3 separate regions of the Mus musculus genome follow, and all the other regions are linked to region 2. The links are chromatin loops, found by intact Hi-C in ENCODE. Cell type or tissue: heart. All regions are shown on one strand. Region 1 has its middle 6.2 kb from the start of Gm46828. Region 2 holds the start of Gm34434 (a long non-coding RNA gene). Region 3 has its middle 4.7 kb from the start of Gm33758.

What was found. A loop is a pair of places that touch in the nucleus more often than their neighbours do. Peaks named below come from ENCODE experiments on the same cell type or tissue, not always from the same donor. Only the 100,000 strongest peaks of a DNase experiment are listed, where the experiment ranks them.
Region 1: a loop joins it to region 2, with 2.6 times the contacts of the local background. A loop is called at or near these places in 5 of 42 quality-filtered maps.
Region 3: it touches region 2 in a loop (2.6-fold over the local background); 5 of 42 quality-filtered maps call a loop at or near these places.

Annotation. Positions count from the first base shown.
Region 1 is chr3:144,241,284-144,243,783 of GRCm38, reverse strand. No RefSeq gene overlaps it. Among named protein-coding and RNA genes, the nearest start is that of Gm46828, 6.2 kb to the right of the region's middle. In heart, a CTCF peak has its summit at 1,550 (motif pointing right); a DNase peak (open chromatin) is centred at 1,513.
Region 2 is chr3:144,380,071-144,382,570 of GRCm38, reverse strand. Gm34434 (a long non-coding RNA gene) reads left to right here and starts at 416. Exons shown (of 3, transcript XR_001784068.1): 1 at 416-461. In heart, a CTCF peak has its summit at 1,399 (motif pointing right); a DNase peak (open chromatin) is centred at 1,430; H3K4me3 peaks cover 1,329 bases; H3K27ac peaks cover 1,411 bases.
Region 3 is chr3:143,597,820-143,600,319 of GRCm38, reverse strand. No RefSeq gene overlaps it. Among named protein-coding and RNA genes, the nearest start is that of Gm33758, 4.7 kb to the left of the region's middle. In heart, a CTCF peak has its summit at 1,029 (motif pointing left); no DNase peak of the experiment used is centred here.

The DNA.
Region 1 (2,500 bases), 140 kb after region 2:
GAGGCAGAGGCAGAGGCAGAGGCAGAGGCAGAGGCAGAGGCAGAGGCAGAGGCAGAGGCAGAGGCAGAGGCAGAGGCAGAGGCAGAGGCAGAGGCAGAGGCAGAGGCAGAGGCAGAGGCAGAGGCAGAGGCAGAGGCAGAGGCAGAGGCAGATACCCATGGTTTCAAGGCTAGCCTGGGCTACATAATGAATTCCAGAACACCTAGAAGACTGTCCTAAAGACCAAAACAAACAAAAAGTATAACCACATGAAAGGAATCCTTAAAATTATCTAGTTCCCTATTATACAACGCAAATATAGCCAGCAAGAAGGGTCCTTTACTGTGCTCTCTAGAAATGTGGACATCCAAGCTGTAAGTCTGGCAGCCCCACAAAGGCAGGTTTGGCTGGCCAGGCTTAGTGACAGAGTCCCTTTGCAGCTGTTGAGATAATGGGCCTAGGATCTGAATGTTTCAGAGATGCCACTCAAAGGCTGCTGCACATATCCTTTTGTTTACTGGCATGTGCAAACTGGTTTAATTAACCAATACAGATCACCTCTGTTCAAGTGTTACTTGATTTACTTCACCTGAGCCCCCTGACAGGGTCTTAAGCAATGAGGACTTTGGTCCTCAAGCAGCAGACAAATGAACAACTAAGACCGGGATGGGAAGGGAGATGTAGGCACCACAGAGGAGACATGGGGAGTGGTGGCCACGATGCCACAAACCTGCAGGGGGAGGAGGCAGAAGCTTCCTAGAGTTCTGCGCTTCTCTGCGATCCAGCAAGCCAGGACCTTAGGGTCCGGGGGCTCTGGGTGGCATCAATACCTCGCCTGGGTGTGTGATTTGTACAGTTTGGCTCCTGTGTCATTCACCTTTTAAGGATCTGGCTGTGACATTTCCAAGGAGGCACAAGTCACAGTGAGTAAAGCAGGAAAGGCTAGCCCCTTCCCTCAGCCAATATTGCCTTGCCTGAAACCCTTGAAAGGGCTTGAAAATGAAGCAAAACCATCCCTCTTTGCAGTTCTCCCATGTCTCAGTACACACAAGCATCGTAGGTAGTTATAGCACTCTGTTTTTTTTTTTGGGGGGGGGGAATATTTTCTTTATTTGCATTTCAAATGTCATCCCCTTTCCCGGTTTTCCCTCCGGAAACCCCCTATTTTATCTCCCCACCCCCTGCTTCTGTGAGGGTTCTCCCTCACCACCACCAGTATCCACTCCCGCCTCCCCGCCCTGGCATTCCCCCACACTGGGGCATCGAGCCTTCACAGGACCAAGCCTCTCCTTCCACTGATACCTAACAAGGCTATCCTTTGCTACCTACGGGGCTGGAGCCATGGGTCCTTCCATGTGTACTCTTTGGTTGGTTGGTTTAGTCCCTGGGAGCTCTGGTTGGTTAATATTGTTGCTCTTCCTATGGGATTGCAAATCCCCTGCAGCTCCCCTAGTCCTAGCCAAAAAGGGCTAGGCAGGCTCACAACCAAAAATATATCACACTTTTTAAACCACCTACTAACTGGCAGGTCTGACGAGTCTCGGAATTACGCTTATAAGCAGAGCGCCAGCAGATGGCGCCCTTTGTCGTTTATTGCTGCTATTGCCCGTGGAGAAAAGTGTTTGGCCTGGCTTCTTTCATTTGGGTAGCACAAGTAGTGTTTTCAACTGTTTATTATGCATGAGCCAAAATTCCATGAATGTGTAACATTTTCTCCCGTATTTCCCTTTTTATAACATCATTTAAATTCCGTATTAATAATTTAAAAATGTTCTGGATTTTAATCACTTTTCTCATCACTAAAATATCTGATGAAGAGATTTTTTTCTCCCCCTGCTGAAGGTGACATAGAGGAAATGCTCTGCAAGGAAGGAAGAAGAAAGTCTCACTCTTAAATCGAGCTCACCACCCCCTCGAGTGCATCACCCCATCTTTTTAGTTTAATTGAATAGTATTTATTTAATTAATAAAAAAAATATCTGTCTAGTGCAGGTTTCAGAAATTCAAGGCTAGAATAGGCTGCCATTAATAAAACAAGTTTTTTTTTTTATATCCAAGTTTAATTATGGTGGTGTGTGTTTGATAGCTTGTTACTGTAAATAAAAGGGATAAAGGCAGCCCTTCACTGGAGTAGCTGGAGAGCTGTGAAATATGTACCTAATTAAAACTATTGGTGTAAGAGGCCAATAAAGTGCATGTGCCTACTAGATGTCTTATTCTAATGAATCTCGGCTAATTTGCTCTGACTGATGAATTTCGGTGTTAGTGGTAGGGCTGAATAATTATGAAATTTATCACAAGATACAAGGACTCATTAAGGATTACTCAGGTTGAGTAAGAGGGATGTCTTCTTTGTCAAGAACACAGGCCTTGACCGACATAATTACAGCAATGCCCAAAGAATAGCCTGATTCCAGTCCAGCCCCCAGGGAGTGTTCAAGGCCAGGACTGGGCTTGTGTTTCCAGATGAGATGGGCTGAGCCACTGAGGTGGCCTGAAGACTGTGTGTCACCTCTGGAAG
Region 2 (2,500 bases):
CTACTTATATAATAAAAATTAACTTGGGATATAAAAAAATACACCATTGTGGGGTTTATGACTTGGTGTGGTTCAGTCTCATGTCTTGGTTGGAAACATCTGTAAGTAATGTGTGCAAGGCTAATTTTAAATCCTGCCAAATATTTTCCATTTAACATTTGACAAACTTGCAGAGGTGGCTTACAGATCTGTACGCTGTTCCCAGGGCCGTAGACCTCTTTTTTTTTAATTTTCTTTTTTTTTAAAGAAAATAACTGTAATTTAAAACTTGTTTTTCAAACACCTTTTACATGTCAGTGCACACAGGCTGCCTCTTGAACCTCTTGAAGATACTGCTGCAATCAATCCACTGCCCCTAAAAGTACTTACCTTGGTTTTAACTTTTGCTTTAACTTCTATGGTAGGTGGGGAGCCAGCAGAAGCCTGGAGAGTTAGTTGGCTGTGCAGGAGAGGATGAGGTGGTAAGAGCCACTGCTGGGGGGGATGGGGAGGGTGGCCACCATTACAGGCATGGACAGAGGAGACAGACTAAGCCCTTCCAGGGCGTCCAGTAATCAACGTTGTGTTTCTTTACTGCTTAAAAACCGAAAGTTTTCACTAATCCTCGAAGGAGCCAGGCCCTCTGATCTATCCATGAATCTGAGCTATAAAACTGGTAAAAGCCAGCCCCTCCTTTGTCCGCTAGTAGGGTTACCCAATAAAACGGAGGGCCCAAAAAATGTGAATTTCAGATAAACCACAAATACCTTTTTGGTTCAAATGCATCCCCGCCAGTATTTGGGACATACTTATATTAAAACTAGAGTGTGGCAGTATCCGGAAGCCAAAGTCATCCGGTATTCGGTTGCTGAACCGGGCCAGCCCTTCCATACCTGGGTCAGGAGGGTTTGCTGGCTGCATCCTATGGGTGGCCTGGATTTAAGCAAGAGGGTGGGCGGAAGCCATTAATGGCTCCCTAGGAATGGGGTGGTCCCTGGAAGATCTACTACGGTGGTTATTAACCCCCCCCCCCCCCCGCGCTATGAATTGCTGACTCAACATCCGGACAAGCGGGGAGGGGGGGTGCTGGACCTCAGAAACATAATTAAACTGTTTCCACGGCTGACTCGAAAATAAAAGTGTGGGGGTGGGGGTGGGGTGGGGTGGGGGGTGGTGAGAGAAACTTGTGGGGGAAGTTAAACAACAAATGGTGAGGTGTGGCGTGAAACCTCAGGGAAACTGTCGGTTTTGCTTCAAGGGAATTGAATTGTGAAACTTGCAAGTTGCGAAATTTCACTCGCTGATGCCTGTGAGAACTGAAGTTTGCTCTAATTGTCAATTAAAGCTGGGATCTAAGGAGCCTTAGGGCGGTGCTGGCCCAAAGGGAACCCGGCGCGGGCGGGATGGATGTCAGTGCTGGCCACTGGGGGTCAGGATAAGCTCGCAGAGTGGCCCTTCGACGGGCTGTGCGGTCGGGAGGGAGGGGAGCGAGGCTCTGCCCTGGGAGGCGGTGCCTGTGAGCCAGGCCTTGTTGGCCTTCCTGGTTGCCGGGAGAGTCAGGTACCAAATGGCCTTTACCAGAGTGCAGTCGGCTATGTGCAGATGACCACGTCCTGATAACAAAAGAAGTATGGGCCTTGTTGAAGATTTTATGAATCAGCGAACAATTCATTTGCATTCATACGGAGACTTAAGACAGAAACAGCCAAGCCTTGAGTGTCTTGTCTTAGAAAAGTTCTAAGAACTTGTTTGGGGGGTGGGGGGAGAGAGAGAGAGAGAGAGAGAGAGAGAGAGAGAGAGAGAGAGAGAGAGAAAGCATACAGAGGGGAAGGGAGATGGGGAGGGAGGGAAAGAGATACAGAGGGTGAAGGAGTGAGGCACGGAGAAACAGAGAGACACAGAAAGACATAAAAAGGGATTAAAGAGAACACCCCCCCCCCGCACCCCCCTCCAAAGTTAAGATGCTTGTGAGCCGCTGTTGACTTCAGATGAAGGTTGCCTTCTTGTTAACCCGGGACAGGACGCAGCCTCAGAAGAGGACGCAGCCTCAGAAGAGTCTCCCACCAAGGGATTAACCACACGGAACAGTTAGGGAATGTGAGGTCTCCGAAGACTTGAGATCAAGGAGTCTAAAATGTTTGTAAGGAAAAAACTCTCAGTGGCTCGGGAGCTTTACCGAGACACTTTAAAGGAGAATCAAAATTGCCCTTATTTAAGAGCTTTGGAGATCCAAATATAAGCCTTTTTTTTTTTTTTTTTCGCCGAGAAGGCCACTCACTCATTTGGTGTGCCTTTAATGCTTACAGGGAACACTGGGGTTCCTATTCGGTCCCCAAACACAACTTTATAATTTTTTTGAGAAGTCCATTTTTCTTTTTTCTTTTTCCCCTTAGTGCCTCAGATTTCTGTTCTATTTGGGGATGATATGTTGAAGGGAGTTTGAATGGCGCCTGAGAGACAAGCTTGGTGTCTTTCAAGTGGCTCCAAGTGCTTGGGTGGCAGGGTTCCTCACATTGGGGAT
Region 3 (2,500 bases), 780 kb after region 2:
CAGAGAAACCATGATATCACATGAAGTTTCCATATTATTTTTGTCCAGAGAATTATCAGTAATAGCAACACATTAAAGCCCTTGGGCATCATTGTGAACAAAGTTTTCTAAAGAGAAAAGTATTGGTTCAATCACCCTTTGACTCCTCCCAGAGGAGACATTTAGGTCATCTCAGAACAAGAATTCTAAAGACACCCATACTGTGAGTGGAAAGGTATGCTAAATAATCCCTGGGGTTCCACCTTTTCTACATCAGTACCAAGGAGGGAGGGAGGGTGGATGAAGGTACAACTGAGAGTAGAGAGGGAAAACATCGTTGGCTATGGGATGAGTTATACTTAGACACCTTAAGGAGGTTAGAATAACATGGCTTGATTTCTTTGGAGAGCTTTCCCTCTAAGGGGCTCAACCATAGCAGTTTCAAAAATCTTCTCAGGTTTGAGAAAGCAGCCACTCTGACTTTGTGTTTCAGGGCAGAGTGAGTTCAATCAATTCTTTCCTTTCCAGCAGTTTTAAACTTTCTTTCAGACTCTTAGGCCATGGTAACAGTATCATGGCTCTAACCTCGTCCTTACTCAACCAATGTTCTGCAACACATTTACAATCTAAGTCTTAGGAACGGTCCTTGATCTGATACATACCCACTTGACTGAGGACTGATACAAAAAAACTTATCCTTGCCCTTGTTCAGAGTCAAAGCCAGGAACTCAGTTTATATTTGATACATTCTGTTATAGTGGCTCAGTCCTTTTGAACAAGGAGTATCATCCAGGAAGACCTAATTTACTATAAGCAGTAGCGCTGTGACTTGAACTTGGCTCTATGGACTATTACATCCTTTGTCATTCCTGTCAGATTATCTACAGACCCAACAAGAACCTGAGGATTTCTGGTCCAGATTCGGGTTGGGGCAGTAAACATTAGCCATGACTTGAAGAGCTGTTAGGAAAAACACTTTCAGAAGAGAACTTGAAAAAGTTCTCTAGGGGCCAGGTCACGCAGGGTGTTTTCCATGGTAACTGTAGCTCCCCCTGCTGCCCAGCTAATGGTGACAGAGGGCAGCTCCAAGAACCAGTAACTCTAGTAGCCAGTTAGCTCCAGAAGACAGAGCACCTAAACCCATCAGTCTGACACAAAGGCAATGAGCAGTTTGTGCAGACCTGCAGTGCCTGTTTGATAGAGCATGTATTTTTACAATGGCACCACCAAATTATTGGTTAAAAATCAAACAGACCAGCAGCAACAGGATTTGTTTTCACACAATAGTGGTACCCAGAGAGGTCTGTGTTCTTTCCATTCATTGCCTATTTCAGGAGACATTGCCCTCAGTGTCGTCTAACATTGTTCCTAGCAGCTTAACCCAGGGGAAAGCTGCATAATCCATGTTTTATGTTTAAGCTCTGAATGTGGGGGTTTATCTATGAAAAATATAGAGACCTATGGCATTGCCTGGCAGTGTCAGAGAAGCCACCGATAGTCATGTTTCTTTGAGTCCCACCAATATCATTTTTGTTAAAAAGCTTCTATTCTCTATCATGGGTATATATTGGAACTACCAGAAGAATTTTTAAAACTACTGATTCTTGTGGCCAATTTTTGGGGATTTAATTATCATGGGCTATGGCTTGAGAGTTATCTCCTACAGCCAAGCTTAAGGTCACGGTTCAAGGTCTCTTCACCATCCATTGAAATCCAGTGTCTCCAGGGAAGGAAAAGAACTGCACAGAGGGAATAGCTTGCTGCAGTGTCAGAGCAGTTGTGGACCATAGGGAATATCTCACTGTCTGTGTGTTGTCCTGAGAGCACCCGAGCCAGCCAGAACGTCTGAGACTCTTGGGTTCTACCCAGACCTACCAGCTCATAGTCTATTGGAACAAGATCTCCCCGTGATCTGAACAGATTCTGTTTGGGAATCTCTCTCCTCTCTCTCCCCCTTCCTCCTGTCCTTCCTCCATTTCCTCCTTCTTCTTGCTATGGGTTCTTGGAGTCATTATACTGTAAATAGTTCCTTGGATATATCTTTCGAGGTTGGGGGTAAAGGTCCCAGGCCTTTATTTCAATAGTCCTTCCAGATCGAAATCTTCCTAAACTTCAGCATATTTTGTTTGTTCGTTTGTTTTCAGTTGTTAGCTTTAGTTTGAGTTTCTAATGTCTGTCTCAACTCACAAGCACACTTTTCACAAGTGCTGACAGACTACAGTGGGCCTCTTATACAGTCTCTAAAAGTATTCCTTATAGGGCTGGTGCAAAAGCCCTGTCAGGACAGGGTCTGGTCTGCTGTTGAGACAGGATCAAACTCTGACAGCATCTTTGGTCCATCACAGCCTTGGGAGCAAATTTAGAGGACGATTGTTAGTTACTAAGGACTCAGAATGAAATGAAAACCAATCCTCCACCAGAAGCCAGTCATTAAGGTTAGCAGTGCCCCTTAAGAAGAAGGGGACACTGGCACTGTGACCAGGTTCCCCCGAAAAGCAATGCAAATGGGGTCAGCTAAAAT